Linked DNA regions of Homo sapiens: region 1 is linked to region 2. A link is a contact called in ENCODE Hi-C or POLR2A ChIA-PET data. All regions are on one chromosome and are shown on one strand. Each heading gives the region's core, a stretch centred on a gene start or an enhancer-like site at or near the end of the contact. The rest is flanking DNA. Distances are from core to core; before and after follow the strand shown.

What was found. Hi-C counts contacts between places; a loop is a spot of excess contacts on that map. ChIA-PET counts read pairs that join two places held with the same protein, here RNA polymerase II (POLR2A). Pooled maps may share reads with other maps.
Region 1: a loop to region 2 is called in a map of IMR-90, with 4 times the contacts of the local background. The contact joins the promoter of MIEF1 here to the enhancer-like site in region 2. A Hi-C loop is called at or near these places in 13 of 168 maps with a recorded cell type or tissue (IMR-90, K562, adrenal gland and 9 more), 2 of 37 single-sample maps with no recorded cell type and 7 of 50 pooled maps. POLR2A ChIA-PET finds 5 or more read pairs at or near these places in 4 of 52 experiments (AG04449, WTC11, activated B cell and 1 more).

The regions. Positions count from the first base shown.
Region 1 is chr22:39,500,226-39,505,785 of GRCh38, reverse strand. MIEF1 (mitochondrial elongation factor 1) reads right to left here and starts at 3,496. Exons shown (of 6, transcript NM_019008.6): 1 at 3,349-3,496; 2 at 1,252-1,583. LOC105373035 (a long non-coding RNA gene) reads left to right here and starts at 3,626. Exons shown (of 3, transcript XR_938263.4): 1 at 3,626-3,752; 2 at 4,194-4,522; 3 at 5,218-5,294. It overlaps MIURF (mitochondrial elongation factor 1 upstream open reading frame), which reads right to left and starts at 1,555. Exons shown (of 1, transcript NM_001414695.1): 1 at 1,343-1,555. The coding sequence starts at 1,555. The coding sequence ends at 1,343. RefSeq lists a silencer at 3,098-3,207 and enhancers at 2,715-3,214, 3,308-3,357, 3,215-3,716.
Region 2 is chr22:39,170,517-39,175,465 of GRCh38, reverse strand. No RefSeq gene overlaps it. Among named protein-coding and RNA genes, the nearest start is that of CBX7, 20 kb to the right of the region's middle. RefSeq lists enhancers at 1,281-1,950, 2,963-3,768. Within about 2 kb of position 1,350, at least 37 of the 41 ENCODE cell types and tissues checked have a DNase peak (open chromatin) inside an H3K27ac peak, as active enhancers do; they include IMR-90, adrenal gland, heart left ventricle and 6 more, where a contact is called at or near this core.

The DNA.
Region 1 (5,560 bases), core at 2,247-4,746, 330 kb before region 2:
CACCCCTCGGTCCCTCAATCTGATCTGGCTACATCCACTGCCTCTAGTATCTCTCATCAATTTATTCTTCACACTGCCACTGGTATGCTCCCTCTACGATACAAATGTGGCTATGTCATTCCTCTGTTTACAGAGCTGTGATGGTCCCCACATAAGAAGATATACATTACAATCTCAACTTGGAGTCAACGTCCTTCCAGACCAGGCCCAGCCTCAACTCTGGCTATTTGCCTTACAGGGGTACCATGCTGGCCACATCAGACTTAAGTTTCCAGACTACAAAGTGCAGTTTCTGGACAGGCAGAGCTGTTTGAACCTATAATCCCAAAGCTTTGGGAGGCAAGGGTGGGAGGATCGCTTGAGGCTAAGAGTTTGAAAGCAGCCTGGGCAACATAGCAAGACCGTCTCTACAAAAAAAATAAATAAATAAAAAATTAGCTGAGCACATTGGTACATGCCTGGCGTCCCAGCTACTCAGGAGGCTGAGAAGGGAGGACTGCTTGAGGCCAGGCATTCAAGGTTCCAGAGAGCTATGATCATGCCACTGTACTCCAGGTTGGGCGAGAGCGAGACCCCGTCTCTTTTTTTTTTGGAGACGGAGTGTCACTCTGTCACCCAGGCTGGAGTGCAGTGGCGCGATCTTGGTTCACTGCAACCTCCACGTGCCGGGTTCAAGCAATTCTCCTGCCTCAGCCTCCTGAGTAGCTGGGACTTAAGGCATGCGCCACCATGCCCGCCTAATTTTTTGTATTTTTGGTAGAGACAGGGTTTCACCATGCTGACCAGGCTGGTCTCGAACTCCTGACCTTGTGATCCTCCTGCCTTGGCCTCCTAAAGTGGTGGGATTACAGGCGTGAGCCACCGCACCGGGCCAACCCTGTCTCTTAAAAAAGAAAATTGCAGTTCCCACTCCAGGCATTTGCTTATTCCTGCCCTGCTGCTGGTAAACCTCTATTTCTCATTTGAGGCAGACCTCAAATGTCCTCTTTTTTCCCCCCCACCCCAGAGACAGGGTCTCATTCTGTCACCCAGCCTGGAGTGCAGTGGTGCAATCATACCTCACTGCAGCCTCAACCTCCTGGGCTGAAGCCATCCTCCTGCCTCAGCCTCCTGCAGAGTTGGGACTATAGGTGCACACCAGTGCACCTGGCTCTGCACTGATTTCTAATGACTAAAAGGATGACTTTGATCCTTTTCTCGGTCCCTTGCAACAAAAAATAAGGAAACCTACAGGAACGAGGGCCTACGTACCTGAGGCTTCTTAATACATCTGTAAGATGGGGATGGAAGAGAGCAGGAGTGTCTACAGAAGGCACCTTTGTCCTCTTTCCCTTGGAGGATCCTAAATGATCCTCCCCAATTTGCCGTTGAGAAAGACCAGGCCCTTCTCCAGCTGCCTCTCCCGGGCCTCAGCGTCCTCTAGCTTCTGATTTTTTCGGAATTCACGGCGGATGGAGGCAAAGTAGAAGTCTCGATCAGTGTAGCGAAGCTGTCGGCCCTGGCGCAACAGAGCCCGATAGAGACTCAGCACCGCCTCTCGGCTCCACGGGGCCATGGGGGACTGGCAGGGGCTGGGTGTCACACTATAAACAGAAGGAAAGACATACAAGCCTAGTATCAGAATTAATAACAAAAGGACCTGTAGAGACTATGTGAGGGCTTTTTAATCCAAGTTCCAGAGACCCCCCGCTCCAGGTCACCGTATGACTTAATGGCAAGACTAGAACTAGAGACCCCAGCCTCTGGATGCCCATTCTGGAAACATACAGGTTGTGGTTCACCAGGGCTCAAATCCTGGCCCTGCCACTTACTTGCCATATGACTTTGGGCAAAGGACTGAACCCCCGCTGAGCACCAGCTTCCTCACTTATAAAATGGAGATTAGGATATTATGGCAATAGTACCTACCACATAGGATTATTTTGAGAACTGTGCACGTAATGAACGGTAATAGAACTTCACCACAGGGGGTGATCTAGGAGGGTTGAAGACAAGCACTCAGCCATACTTGAATCCTGGCACCAGCACTTACGAGCTGCATGACCGTGGGCAAGTCTCCTAACCTCTCTGTGACTGTCTCAGTTCCTCATCTGTGAAGTGAGGATAAAAATCATATTTTGCCCATACGGTTGGCATAAGCACTAAATGAGTTTAATGTATGTGAATATGTTTAGAACAGCACTTGGCACACACGAAGCACTCTATCAACAGCAGATATTATTAGTAGCACCTAGCCAGGTTTGTAAATGCTCAATAAATAATTACATTTAAGTATAAACTGCCACTGCCTTCCTTCAGTAACAATAAACCCTTACACAAGCATATCTGTAAAGTGCTTTGTTGCCCATGACCACATTTAAATTAAGAATCTAGAAGGTGGTCAGGGTTCTTAGTAACAGTAAATGCTTATTGCATTATATTGCACTATATACAACGTGCAATGTTCGAAGCATGTCTCACATAACAACTCATTCTGTCAGCTACCCTAGGGGTCAACATTACCCCATTTTAAGTGGAGGAAACAATCTCCCAGAGGGAAGTAACTTGCCCGCGGGCCCACAGCTGTCAAGGGGAGGGCTGCACTCCTGACCCCAACTCTGCCTGCCTCTGGAATGAGTTACCCTTTGCTGGAGCCGGACCGTGTGTACAGCACTTCTGGGTGCTCCACGAACTTTCCCAGCACAGCGCTTGGCACATACAAGGGGCTCAAAATTATGCGTAACGGAGAGAATTTCACAACGTCCCTATGTGGAAGAAATGATCACCTCCGTTTCAGAAATAAAGAAATGACACCAAGTGGGGGAAGTATTTGGCTGGAAAAAAAGATTGGACTTTGGGCCCAAAGTCCGCGAGCCCTTAGCCTCCGGCCTTGCTAACTTCCTGCGCAAGCTTGAGCAAGCCACCATCCCTGCCCATTTTTCCTCAACTGTTTAAGAGATCCCTCGGCCCTAAGGACCTCCCGATGCAGAAAATCAACAGAAGTGTTTGATGCTGTAAAAGGCGACTGTCACGGCGAGGGCTGTAACTACAAGGTCGCTGGGCGACTGGGCGGCTGAGCCCCAGCCAGTCTGCACTTCACCAACCGTGGGGGCCGGGCCGGGGTGCGGAGGCCCAGAGGCCAGGGCAGGCCTGCTTCGGGGCACTGGAGGTCTCCGAGGTTGGGGCGGGGCGGGGCAGCCGAGGGGTCTCCCAGGGGAAAGTCCAGGGCGGGATGGGGCGAGACCCCCGGCTGCATGCTGGTATCCTGACTCCGGGCCGCATGCGAGGCGCCGGCAGCAGCCTGAGAGGAGGCGCTGCAACCTCCCCGCCGCCCAGCCGCCGGCGGCCCTCATTCCTTCTCTCACTCACCCGCAGGCCGTGCGCGCTACCACTCCGCAGGACTCGCCTCTGGCCGGGTACCTCTCCCCGGGTCACCCATCAACATGGCCCCTTCACTTCCGGGACACGACCTTGCGCACGGAGCTGCGAAGGGGCTGAAGGGAGCACGAGGGCGAGTGGAGGCGGAGGGACTTCCGGTCTTCTCCAAGCTCTCTCTCGGGCCCCGCCCCCTGCGCATGATTCCGCCCCCCAATCCTGAGCCCCGCCTCCGTGTGTGACCTCACCAAGGGACTGGCCTGCAGAGGCCACTCGCGCCCCGCCCCCAGAGGACTCCGGTGTCCGGGTCCGGCTGTGGGTACCGGGGTGGTCCCGATGCTGGCAGAAGTTCAGAGGGCAGGAGGTAGCCTCGCTGTCCAACAAGGCTGCCGCACCGGGTAGGCCCCTCACCTGCTGGCAACCCCTTAGCCTGTCGGGGTACCTGGCCAGCCTCCTGTACTGTATATGCTGATCTCTGGCTGGGGCCCTGGGGTACCTGAGGGAATTCTAACACTAATATTCAGAGCTCCTCAAAACCCATTTTCTCAGATCGCCTTCTTTTCATCCCTCCATGCTGTTCCTACTCCCCAGGCCCCATGGCTTCTGGCAAACTCCTACCCTTCCTTCAAAGTCTACCTCAAATGCCCCCCTTCACTGGGAAATCTCTCCCAGCCCCTTCCTCGCCTCCCTCTAACACACTCACGTGCCTTCTTTGGGCCCCACGGAAATGTCTGCACATCTTACGCCTCATAATCTGTTCAACAACAAAACGTATTTCTTGGCGCCTACCATATGCCAGGCACTGTAATTTATCCATTTGCTTCTCTGTCTCTCACTAGATTTGAGGACGGAGGCCGTGTCTCTATGGAAGCTCCCTCCCCCAACTGCCTCCCTCCATGCCTGGCTCTGCCAAGCCCAGGGCCTGGGGCTTTGGAGTCCGGGGCCACCGGGGCCACCGCTGGCTCCTAGTTCCAGTTCCACCACTTAGGGACAGCTGCCCTCTGCCAAGTTTCCTAACCTCACCCAGCCTTGGGGCTGTGGTGAGGATTAAAAGGTAATATCTACCAGTAGAGGGGTGGGCAATTGCAGAATAGTCAGGCTATCTGATAAAAGGACGAGAACCAGGAGAAGAACATTGCAGGGAAGAGCATTTCAGGCCTCCCCCCAGGTAAGCCTTTAAGCTCAGCGTGGTCTAGGAGCCACAGGGAGAAAGCCAGTGCTTTCGCAGCTGAGTGAGCAGGAGCTGGGAAAGAGGCCAGAGGGGAGGCCCTTACCAGAACTGGGAGGGAGATGGCGGGTGCAAAGGAACCACAGCAGGGTTCAGAGCCAAGAAGTGCTGGGATCTGACTTCCCTTTCAATGGGATCTGTCTGGCTTGAGAATAACGGAATGGAACCAGGGCTGAGGCAGGGAGACCAATCAAGAGTCTGTTGCAGGGCTGGGCACGGTGGCTCACGTCTGTAATCCCAGCACTTTGGGAGGCTGAGGTGGGCGGATCTACTTGAGGTCAGGAGTTCGAGACCAGCCTGACCAACATGGTGAAACCCCATCTCTACTAAAAATACAAAAATTAGCCGGGAGTGGTGGCATTGTACCTGTAATCCCAGTTACTTGGGAGGCTGAGGCAGGAGAATTGCTTGAGCCTGGGAGGCAGAGGTTGCAGTGAGCCAAGATCACGCTACTGTACTCCAGCCTGGGCGACAGAACAAGACTCGGTCTCAAAAAAAAGAAAAAGAAAAGAAAAGAAAACCAAGATGGAGAGAGGCATAGTAGTTTCTAAGACACTGAGCTAAGAAGGAAAGAAGCTTTCAGTGGAAGCCAAGTCTGTCTTACTCTGAAATGTGTGTTCTTTCCACTCTTTCAGGCTGCCCTAATTTGCTTTTTAAAGAATTTTGTGACCCAAATAAATATAATTGGTGGCATTTCCATCGGCATACCAGATGACCTCTTCATATCTCTCCTGACTTTCTTGTTCTATGGAATGTTATTTTTCGGAGGGAGGGACAGAGGGAGGTCATTTGGAGGGGTCTCCCCTTCGGATCAGCCCCTCTAGATCCACTTGCTCTTCAGGGTCTTATCTTTACTTAGACTGACAAGGCCTCTCCCTGCCCCCGATGCTTCCGTGGCAATGGAGTGTGGGCAGTGAGGTGGTATCTAGCACTTACATGTACGTACCCATGGTGCCTTTGTAGGCCAGAGACCCACGG
Region 2 (4,949 bases), core at 101-2,600:
GTCTGGGGCATTACCCTAGCAGGGTCAGGTGCAGGCAGAGACGTGGAGACCCTAGCCTTGGATCAGGCCTTGGGCGGGTGGAGAACGGAGAAAATGCAGAGGCACGGGCTGTGCTGCCACCCTCGCAACCCCCGAAACCAGCCCAAAGTGATTGGAGACCAAGGGACCATCTGCACGAGAAATTCTCCCCATTTAGAAATAGGGGAAACTGAGGCACAGGGAGGCCATGTGGCTTGCTCAGAGTCATAGAGCTGTCACGCTGTCACCTAGTGGAGATGTGATTGGAATCCTGGGCTTTCTGTCTCTGGCCCCCACCTGGGGGCCCCTCACGGTTCCTCTCTTCTCCCCTGCTTCCCTAGCCCCCCAAGTCTGGCTGGTTCTATTCCAGTGTGTTGTCCTGTAAGGGCTTCGGGTCCCCCGGGGGGCCAGGGTCAGGTAAACAGGATCCCAGCCGCATTCCCTGACCTTGTTTACCTCCCAAAAGAATGTGAGGGCATTCTTCCCCTTCCCGGGCTGTGAGTCAGCTCCCAGCAATGCGCCGGCTGGCTGCTGGCTGCCCTTCCCCCATGCAACCCCCTCCAGACCCCTGCCCCTTGCCTTCTCACCCGGTGACGTCACTGATGTCACCCCTCCCCATACCCCCATGGAGCCCACCAGGCCTCCAGTTGCCATGGCGACGGCTCACAACAGGAAGCACAGCCCCATCGAGGCCTGCGCTGGGGCAGAAACACAGGAAGCCGCGCTAAGCACTGAGCAGCATTGTCAGCCCCGTAAAAAACAAAACAGGACAAAAAGATTTAATGAGAACAATCAGCCCAAAGAAAAAGGAAAAAAAAAAAAGACCAAAAAAACAAACAAAGCCAAACAGCCTGAAGGCAGGGGGCTGGCAGGGCTCCAAGGACCCCACGTTTTCCCTCCCAACACAATGTAGGCTCAATAATACTTCCTTCTCAGAAGGAGGCTCCCGGGGGTGAGCAGCGGCTGCAGCAGCTCCAAAACTACCCTTGGCTACCCTTGGTAACCCCAACGCAGGTCCAGCTCTATGCCCTCTACTGAAGGCTTTGGGGGACTGGATAGGCTAGTCCTGCCCCCACCTCCCCAAGTATTACCCCTCCTAAGTCCTGCTAGGGGACGTATTCAGTTCAGTGGAAGAAAGAGCACAGGCTCCTGGGTCACCCAGATGGAAAATCTACTCCTGGCCCAGCCGCTGCCTGATGATTGTGAGATTCTGTGTGGGTGGCGATCTCTCTTGCACCTCACTTTCCTCATTGGTTTTGCACCTCACTTTCCTCATTGGTTTTGTAACCATCACTGTCATCAGCATCCGCCTTCACACCTCACAGAGGTGTTGCAAAGCTCAGGCGAGCTGGCACATCAACTAGCACCCAGTAGGTGCTCAATGCGTGCAGAAGGAACTCACAGAGGATGAATGAATGGGGCAGAAATTCCGTGGAGGCAGCTAGCTCAGCTCTGAACTAACTATCAGAGATGGACAAGATGCCCCAGGGGGTATGGGGCTCCCCATCGCTAGACGGGGCAGGCTTGTGAAGGCTTGGTGGGACCTTGTGGAAGGGACTGAGCCCTGGAACAGGGAGGGTGTAGGGGAGGAGCAAAGCTCCCTCCCTCCAGCAGAAGGCTCTGGCCCAGTGGTCCTGTCTGGATAATCCCATTTAGTCTGGTATCTGGTTGATGCCTGCACCGTGACTATGGGAAGAGACCCCACAGTGTCAGTGGGGCAGTTAGTGGTGGGGGGACCCCTGGCTCTTTCTCCATTGCCTGGAGAGAGTAGGGTCCCAGGGCAGAGGAGGCCACCATTCTAGTCCATTTAGGAATGTGACGGATAAGAATGATCCCCGTGGGACAGTGGCAGAGCTGGACTCTGATCACACGGGCAGGTCAGGCCATCCCCTGTCATGTGGATCGGTCCAGCACCTGCTGTTAGCCCAGTGGTTCCTGCCAATGATTGGTGATAGAGCTGGCCTTGCAGGGCCCGGTTGGGGAGTGGGGAACGGGATGCTTAGGCGAGGAGGCTGACTGAGGTTCAGAGCCTGGCTCCAGGTGGTCAGAGAGGCCACCTGGGGGAAATGGGCCAGAAAATGCGGACGGGACTTTGTTGGGTAAGGACAAAAATGGTAGCTGTTCCACTCAAGGGCATAGCAGGAGCACAGGCGTGGCAGTGAGAAAGCCCAGGGTGTTCTGGCCACGGGACCCAGATCTGCACACCTGTAGTCAAAGTTGGTGTCACAAGATAGAGAGATCCCATGGAAAAGAGGCTGGAACCAGATCACAGAGGGTCTTCAGTGTCACTGCCAGGAGTCGGGAGCTGACACCCTAGGCACCGGGGAACTGCTGGGGGCTTTTGACCAGGGTAGTGATATGTGCAGCCGGGTAATTTAGGGTGACGCCTCCGTGTGGATTAGGAGTGGAGGATGCACCAGGAAACAGCATAGGATGGGAGGTCAGAATCTGGGGTCTGCTGAATTGGCTTCTTTTCTTTTGAACTTAATAATAATGAGACATAATAGGTGTTCAATCAGGCCGGGCACAGTGGCTCACGCTTGTAATCGCAGCACTTTGGGAGGCCGAAGCAGGCAGATCACCTGAGGTCAGGAGTTTGAGACCAGCCTGACCAAGGTGGTGAAACCCCATCTCTAGTTAAAAAAAAAAAAAAAAAAGTACAAAATTAGCCAGGCGTGGTAGCACACGCCTGTAATCCCAGCTACTTGGGAGGCTGAGGCAAGAGAATTGCTTGGACTCAGGAGGCGGAGTTTGCAGTGAGCTGAGGTCACACCGCTGCACTCCAGCCTGGGCAACAAGAGTGAAACTCCATCTGAAAAAAAAAAAAAAAAAGGTGTTCAATCAATATTTATAGAATGAATGAATGGCAACCACCTTATACTGTGATATTTATTTTGCATACGTTGTCTTGTCAATTCTCACTACAAGCCTAAAAAATAGGCCTCATTCTTCCTGGTTTTACAAATGAGAAAATGGAGGTTCAGAGAGGTTGAGGGACCTGCTCCAGGCTGCACAGCATGCTGTGGTGGAGCAAGATTCCAGCACAGCTGAACCCACCCACCATCTCCCACTGCAGAGTCCACCCCAGCGCTGGGCTCTGTGCTGAACCCACCCACCATCTCCCACTGCAGAGTCCACCCCAGCGCTGGGCTCTGTGCTGAACCCATCCACCATCTCCCACTGCAGAGTCCACCCCAGTGCGGGGCTCTGTGCCAGGCCTGGGGGACACACAGATAACTGAACTCCAACCATGTGCCTGAGTAGCCCCCAGATTAGAGGCCTCAGTTTTCCCAGCTGTGGACTGAGGGCTGGTGGAGGAGTGCTCAGGGAGGGGGCTGCCCAGGGCCCAGCTGGGGGAAGACAACACTGAGACATGGGAGGAAGGGAAGGGTGCCCTGAGAAGAGGCAGGATAACTGTGGGGCGCTTGCAGGAAAGGAGCAGAGGCCAGGGCTTGCTAAGGGGATGAGGGGAGAAGCAGACGTGCTGAGAGGCAGGAGCAGGTGGTCAGAGGCTGGGAGGAAATGGATCTCGGCCGCAGCCCTGGGTCCCAAACACAGGCAGACGGGGGATGGTGCGAGGGGGCTGCACCTGGGGCCTCAGGTGGGACCCGGAAAAGACATGCCTGCCCACACCTCCTCCTGCCCCTCTATCCTCCATCCGGCGCCGCTCGCGCACCTGCCCCTCCGGCCCCCATCCGGCCCGGGGGTGGGAGGAATGAGGACCTCTTCCAATCCCTGGTGGAAATCCTCTCGGGGGCTGTTGAAAGGGGCTGTAGGAAGGGTTGTAGTCTGTGGGTGGCTTGGGTCTGGAGCAAGGGAGGAGAGGGGAGCTGGGCAGAACAGGGAGGCTCCTGGGAAAAGCCCACGGGAGGGGGGCCGGGGCTCCTTGGACAGGAAGGGACAAGGGGTTTCCACGATGGCGGAGGAAGGCGTGCTGGCCTCGGAGCCACCAGGCAGAAGCCCTCATTTTGGTTCTGCTCCACACAAGGGGTGGATCCTCAGCAAGCGATTCCCCTCTCTGGGCCTCAGTTTCCTCATCTGTAACAGGAGGGGATCTGACCGCAGGGAGGGGCAGCAGGCAAGCCCAGTGCTTAAGAGTGTGGGTCTGTTTGGGACTGGACTGTCTGGGCTCGATCCTGGCTCCGGTGGCCGCGCAGACAGGCCCCATGGTGAGCGTCTTCAGAAAACAGGATGTGACCCAGCCTGCAGGTGTGCAAATGTCTAGCTCCATCACCCGATAGCTGCTTTGCAAGACGCTCAGCCTTCTCTTCCATTTTCCCGTGACACACCCATCATCCACAGCCCTCCTCCCTGTACTGTGGAGGGTGCTGATGGTGGACGCTCAGGCAAGGAAAGCAGATGGGGCATGTCCCCTCGAGGACCTGCTGTGGGTCCTGCAGGCTCTGCCTCTGGCTTCCCTGGGGCCCCATCCACCCAACACCGAGCGCTGGGCAGCCGGACGCCGGGAATCTGGCGCCACCTGGTGGGCAGAGAGAATCCTGCTGTCCTCCAGGGCTCTGGACGGGAACTGGGCACCAGGCGTCCTGTAGCCATCCCTCTCTGTTTTTTATTCAACCGGGGCTGACCTTTTTAAGAGTTTAAATTTAATTTTTTGGTCAGGCGTGGTGGCTCACGCCTGTAATCCCAGCACTTTGGGAGGCCGAGGCAGGTGGATCACCTGATGTCAGGAGTTTGAGACCAGCCTGACCAACATGATGAAACCCCGTCTCTACTAAAAATACAAAAATTAGCCAGGCATGTTGATGCGCACGTGTAATCCCAGCTCTACTAGGGAGGCTGAGGCAGGAGAATCGATTGAATCTGGGGGGCAGAGGTTGCAGTGAGCTGAGATCACACCACTACACTCCAGCCTGGGCAACAAGGTGAAACTCCGTCTAAAAATAAATAAAATAAAATGTTAAATTTATTTT